2 separate regions of the Homo sapiens genome follow, and region 2 is linked to region 1. Evidence: read pairs that join two places in POLR2A ChIA-PET (ENCODE). Cell type or tissue: IMR-90. All regions are shown on one strand. Each heading gives the region's core, and the rest is flanking DNA. Links, peaks and the distances in the headings are about the cores only.

The links. ChIA-PET counts read pairs that join two places held together with the same protein. Peaks named below come from ENCODE experiments on the same cell type or tissue, not always from the same donor. Only the 100,000 strongest peaks of a DNase experiment are listed, where the experiment ranks them.
Region 2: POLR2A ChIA-PET joins it to region 1 with 7 read pairs; 10 of 35 experiments call an interaction of 5 or more read pairs at or near these places.

The regions. Positions count from the first base shown.
Region 1 is chr22:26,605,644-26,608,556 of GRCh38, reverse strand. CRYBB1 (crystallin beta B1) reads left to right here. Exons shown (of 6, transcript NM_001887.4): 4 at 536-668. It also overlaps a transcript of CRYBA4 not described here. Among named protein-coding and RNA genes, the nearest start is that of CRYBB1, 11 kb to the left of the region's middle. RefSeq lists an enhancer at 517-1,159. In IMR-90, for the core only: no CTCF peak of the experiment used is centred there; a DNase peak (open chromatin) is centred at 1,696.
Region 2 is chr22:26,548,852-26,551,741 of GRCh38, reverse strand. All of the region lies in intron 1 of TPST2 (tyrosylprotein sulfotransferase 2), which reads left to right. Among named protein-coding and RNA genes, the nearest start is that of MIR548J, 5.0 kb to the left of the region's middle. RefSeq lists a silencer at 1,145-1,439. In IMR-90, for the core only: no CTCF peak of the experiment used is centred there; a DNase peak (open chromatin) is centred at 1,001; H3K27ac peaks cover 1,445 bases.

The DNA of each region.
Region 1 (2,913 bases), core at 280-2,779:
CACAAAAGTGGTATTATTATGTTGCTATTACACCATTGTCTGCTGGAGGTTCTGGGCTAGTGGTCTTTTCTCTCTTTGTTACAAAAGAAAAAAAGGAGAGATTAGTAAGTGTTAAAGGCACATTAACATCAAACGAGCCTTTCTCCTAGCTGGCGTCAAGTTTCAAATGTCTATGTGTTCCTTGGCTCCAAGTCCTGATAGTACTTGAAGCATGTATGAACCTTACATCTAGAGAAACAGTGTGCTCAGATAATCACACACATTTATCTCACTTAATCCTTCACCAACTCCAAGGAAACAGGCATATGAGTGTAGATGAGAAACAAAGGCTCAGAGAGGTAAAGTCACTTGCCCATAGTCACACAGCCTGTAAGTGTCAGAGCCTAAAATCAAACCCAGACATGTTCAGCCCCCTTTGGACTTTCCTACTGTCCTCAGGGCTGCCTTGCCAGGGGAGAGAGAAAGGCAAGTAGGGAGTGGGGGCTTCTACTAACCATATGTCTCCTGTCTGCCTCATGGTCCTTCTTGTATCCAGCTGGGTCGCCTTTGAGCAGTCCAACTTCCGCGGGGAGATGTTCATCCTGGAGAAGGGCGAGTACCCTCGCTGGAACACATGGTCGAGCAGCTACCGCAGTGATCGGCTCATGTCCTTCCGGCCCATCAAAATGGTGAGTGGCTCTCCGGCTGGGGCTGGAGAATCAGCCAGGCGGGGCAGGGCAGGTGTAAGTCTGAGATCTGACAAGGGCAAGAAGGAGATGATGGTGGGTAGGGAGGCGTGGCAGCCTCCGAGTTGTCAAAGGACCGTGGATTCTTGAGCTCATCAATTCATCAGTGTCCTTAACACACTCACTACATACCCAGCTAGGAACCCTGGGCAAATGATAAGCACAAAAGCTTCCAAGTTAGAGCTAAAAACTTCAGCATCTTCCTTGATTCTCTTGATATCCCTGGCTGCACATTTAGACCTTACTGGGAGCTTTTTTTTTTTTTTTTTTTCCCAAAGATGGGGTTTTGCTGTGTCCCCCAGCCTGGTGTACAGTAGTGTGATCATAGCTCACTGCAGCCTTGAACTCCTGGCCTCAAGTGATCCTCCCGCCTGGGCCTCCTAAAGTGCTAGGATTACAGCCGTGAGCCACCATGCCAGGCCTGGGAAAACTTTTCAAATTTCAGTGCCCATTCGAAACACCAAACATGCTGGTTGCAGATCATGCAATGGCTAAGAAGAGGGATATTGTAGCCGGGCATGGTGGCCCATGCCTGTAATCCCAGCACTTTGGGAGGCTGAGGTGGGTGGTTACCCAAGGTCAGGAGTTCAAGACCAGCCTGATCAACATGACGAAACCCCGTCTTTACTAAAAATACAAAAATTAGCCGGGCGTGGTGGCGCATGCCTGTAATCCCAGCTACTAGCAAGGCTGAGGCAGGAGAATTACTTGAACCCGGGAGCCAGAGGTTGCAGTGAGCCGAGATCATGCCATTGCACTCCAGCCGGGGTGACGGTGCCAGACTCCATCTCAAAAAAAAAAAAAAAAAAAAAGGAGAGGGATACTGTAGAAACGCAGCTTGAACCTCTTAATAATAAGACAATATACTGAATTAGTTTCTTATAATATTTAACTAAGTCAACTTCCAGAAGATTCAAGGTCAAAATGGTGGCGATATCTCCAAGTGATTCACAGTTTTTTCCAGAATTAAGTTGATGATGAGTCATGAACCAGCTACATCTTACTCACCAATGTTAGTTGCTGATGGTAACCGACTTTTGTCTTCCATGATGGGAACATTTATAAGAATTTTCATGAATGTGCATTTGAGGCTATCAAGTGCCAACCACCAGCTGTTTTGACATCACCAAATTTATCTTAATGGATTATTCAAACAGATCATTCCCAACACTTTTCGCAGAATGTAAGACTGAATTATTTGCCTTCATGATGCACTCTCTGTAAGAATTCACAGATGTCTCTCTCAATCATTGAATGGTTCTTATATGCCAACCTATGTTAAGGGGTTTGTTTGGAAGAGTGATCAACCAGGGCATTTCCAGTAGCTTCTAGAAGCTTGCTATTCAACATAATAGGCAGTAGCCATATGTGGCCATTGGACACTTGAATTTTGGCTAAATGGAGATGTGTCATAAGTGTAAAATACATATTAGGTTTTGAATACATAGTAAAAAAAATTTTAAAGAATGTCAACAATGCATTGATATCATTATATTGGTTACATATTGAAATTATAATATTTTAGGTATATTTGTTTAAATAAAATATGTTATTAGAAATGTTTAGAAATCTCAAAGCCTAGACCCCACCCCAGACCAATTAATTCTGAATCTCTAGGGCTGGAACTCCGGCACTGCTATCTTTTCTATGCCCTCTAAGTAGTCCGTCTGTGCAGCCAGGGCTGAGATCCAACCATCTAATTCAGGGGTGCCCAATATTTTGGCTTCCCTGGCCCACGCTGGAAGAATTGTCTTGGGCTACACATAAAATACACTATCACTAACGATAGCGGATGAGCTTTAAAACAATTGCAAAAAAAATCTCATAATGTTTTAAGAAAGTTCACAAATTTGTGTTGGGCCACATTCAAAGCCATCCTGAGCCACATGTGGCCTGCAGGCCGCAGGTTAAATAAGCTTGGTCTAACCCTTCCTCTCTCTGCCCTGCCACAGTCCTGGTCCAGGCCACCATCATCTCTGACCTGGTCATCTTCAGCTCTCTCCCTGCTGGGTTCCCTGACTCCTTTCCAGCCCCCTGTCGTGGGAAGTTAGAGGGATCTTTTCAAAATAAAAAAAAAAAATAAACCTGACCATCTTCTACTTGAACCCAGACATTTTGGTTGGCCTGTTTCTATTTTCCTTTTTTTTTTTTTTTTTTTTTGAGACACATCTAACTCTGTTGCCCAGGC
Region 2 (2,890 bases), core at 1-2,500, 57 kb after region 1:
AGAGCTGCCCAAGATTGACCCAGGACACCCAGCCTTTGAGTGGGGGAGCCAGGATGTGACCCCCAGCCTCATCAGTCCCCACCCCTGGCTAGTCCCTAACAGAGTGCTGAACTGGGCCTCTGAACGGGAGACTGGGACAGTGTGTGGGACCCTGCTTTGATGGTTTTAGGTAAAAAAAAATGCAAAGCAAGACAGGGAGGAGAACACAGGCTCTGGAAAGAGAGAGACTTGAGTTTTCCTTCTAGCTCCCCTGCCTCCCAGCTGCATGGCCTTCGGCAGGTTCCTTTACGTCTCTGAGCCCCAGGAAATGGATGGTTAATAAGGGAGGGTCAAATAGGGTCAATGGTTAAGACAAAATGCAATGATATATGTAAAACCCTTAGTTCAGTGCCTGGTATATAATAAGGGCTCTAAGTCTGAACTAATGTTTTTTTGTTTGTTTGTTTGTTTGTTTTTTAGGCAGAATCTCTCCCTGTCACCCAGATTGGAGTGCAGTGGTGTGATCTTGGCTCACTGCAACCTCTGCCTCCCAGGCTCAAGCCATCCTCCCACTTCAGCCTCCCAAGTAGCTGGGACTATGGGTGTATTATCATCAAGCCCAGCTAATTTTTGTAAAGAGAGGGTTTTGTCTTATTTTCCAGGCTGGTCGCAAACTCCTTTGCTGTAGCAATCCATCCCCCTCAGCCTCCCAAAGTGCCGGGATTATAGGCATGAGCCACCATGCCTGGCGTGAGCCACTGTGCCTGGCCTGAGCTAATATTTTTAAGGCTGCATGCCAGCCTCCCTGCCCTTTTTCCCTCTTGAACCACTCTTCATGCTTTTTATGCTCAAGCAGTGTCCAGAGCTTCAGAATTATTTTTCCCTTACTCACACCCCATTGGAATCTGGAGGGCTTTCTTGGCTGGCTTCCCCCCGCAATAGGTCAGAGGTCCCTGATTCCCAGGGACCCTGCCCAAGAGACCTGCGTCTCCCCAGCTCTGCAGAAGGTTGAGGCGTGGTGGGTGGGAGTTGGTGTGGTCAGCGTGGTCTGGTAGGGTTGGGAATAGCCATGGCAATGGAATGTTGGGAGCTGGTTCCCATGGGGAGGAATTGCAGGGCTGATGGCTGAGCCTGAGCACGTGGGCACTGGGCCCTGCTCCAGGGCCACTCTGTAAGTGCAGTGACCTCCTGAGCTGGCTTTGTGCACTGCCAGCTCCCCGCTGTTGTCCCCTCCCTGCCCCCCTGCCGCTTTTCTCTTGGGAACCTCCTGATCTGCTGAGCTTGGAGAAATGATGATTTAGAAAGTTCCTATAGATTTGAGCCAAAATTCAGTGTGGTCTCAATGCAAATGTCACTCCCTTCTTTCCTTCTTTAACCCCTGGGGAATGCCTCCACCTCTCATCATGGGCATTTGCTTCTGAGCCTTTATCACTGGTGTCATTGTCTCACATACTGGTTTCTTGGCTCCCCACTGGAATGTCAGCTCTATGAAGGCAGGAACCTTTGTCTGTTGCCCTTGATGTATCCCAGTATCTTGAGCAGGGCCCCGCACATGGTACTTGCTCAGTAAACATTGGTGGAATGAATGAATCTGAGTCTAAGGGGATCTCTTAGATTGATTAGCCCCTCCCTTCCAGGGACATTTCAGGGTCAATGGAAAGAGGGAGCAAAGTTTCCTCCCATGGTCTCCTGCTGCCCATTTGTTTTTTTTGTTTTTTTTTTTGAGATGGAGTCTTGCTCCATCACCCAGGCTGAAGTGCAGTGGCATGATCTCGGCTCACTGCAACCTCTGCCTCTCAGGTTCAAGCAATTCTCCTGCCTTAGCCTCCTGAGTAGCTGGGAGCTCCCAAGCGCGATCCCCCACACCCGGCTAATTTTTTTTTTTTTTTTTTTTTAGTAGAGAGGGGGGTTTCACCGTGTTAGCCAGGATGGTCTCGATCTCCTGACTTCGTGATCCACCTGCCTCGGCCTCCCAAAGTGCTGGGATTATAGGTGTGAGTCACCACACCTGCTGAAATGAAACCCCGCTGTTTCCAACAACCGATTCTGGCTTAATCTGATTATTTTTTTTTTCTTTTTTCTTTTTCTTTTTTTTTTTTTTTTTTTGAGACGGAGTCTTGCTCTGTCGCCCAGGCTGGAGTGCAGTGGCATGATCTCGGCTCACTGCAACCTCTGCCTCCCAGGTTCAAGCGATTCCTCTGCCTCAGCCTCCTGAGTAGCTGGGATTACAGCCACGCGCCACCATGCCTGGCTAATTTTTTGTATTTTAGTACGGAGGAGATTTCACTGTGTTGGCCAGGATGGTCTCGATCTCCTAACCTCGTGATCTGTCCACCTTGGCCTCACAAAGTGCCGGGATTACAGGCGTGAGCCCCTGTGCCTGGCTGCTGCCCCTGTTTTATGAGCCGCATGACACCACGCTAGGGTTGGCACCTTGGAGGCAGAACCGCATTTGGAAACTGGCCTTTCCTCTTACTTGTTGTTTGGCTTCTGCTAATCACTCCATCTCTTGGAGCTTCAATTTCTTCACTTCTCAGATGGGGATAAAAATCTCCACCATACAAGGATTTGCTGAAAACAAGAGCCAGCAGGCAGGTAGCACTTGCTCTGGGCCAGGTGCTGTTCCGACATGCCCTAATTTATTTATACCTCCCAGCACTCCTGCAAGACTAGTTTCTCATTTGCGCTAGGCACATTTCAAAGTGCCCTTCTAGGAGGTGTTACAGGCTGCGTATCCCTTTATCTGAAATTCTTGGGACTAGAAAGGTTTTGGATTTCAGATTTTTTTTTCTTTTGAGGCAGGGGCTCCCTCTGACACCGAGGCTGGAGTGCAGTGGCATGATCATGGCTCACTTTAGCCTTGACCTCTGGGGTTCAAGTGATCCTCCTGCCTCAGCATCCCAATTAGCTG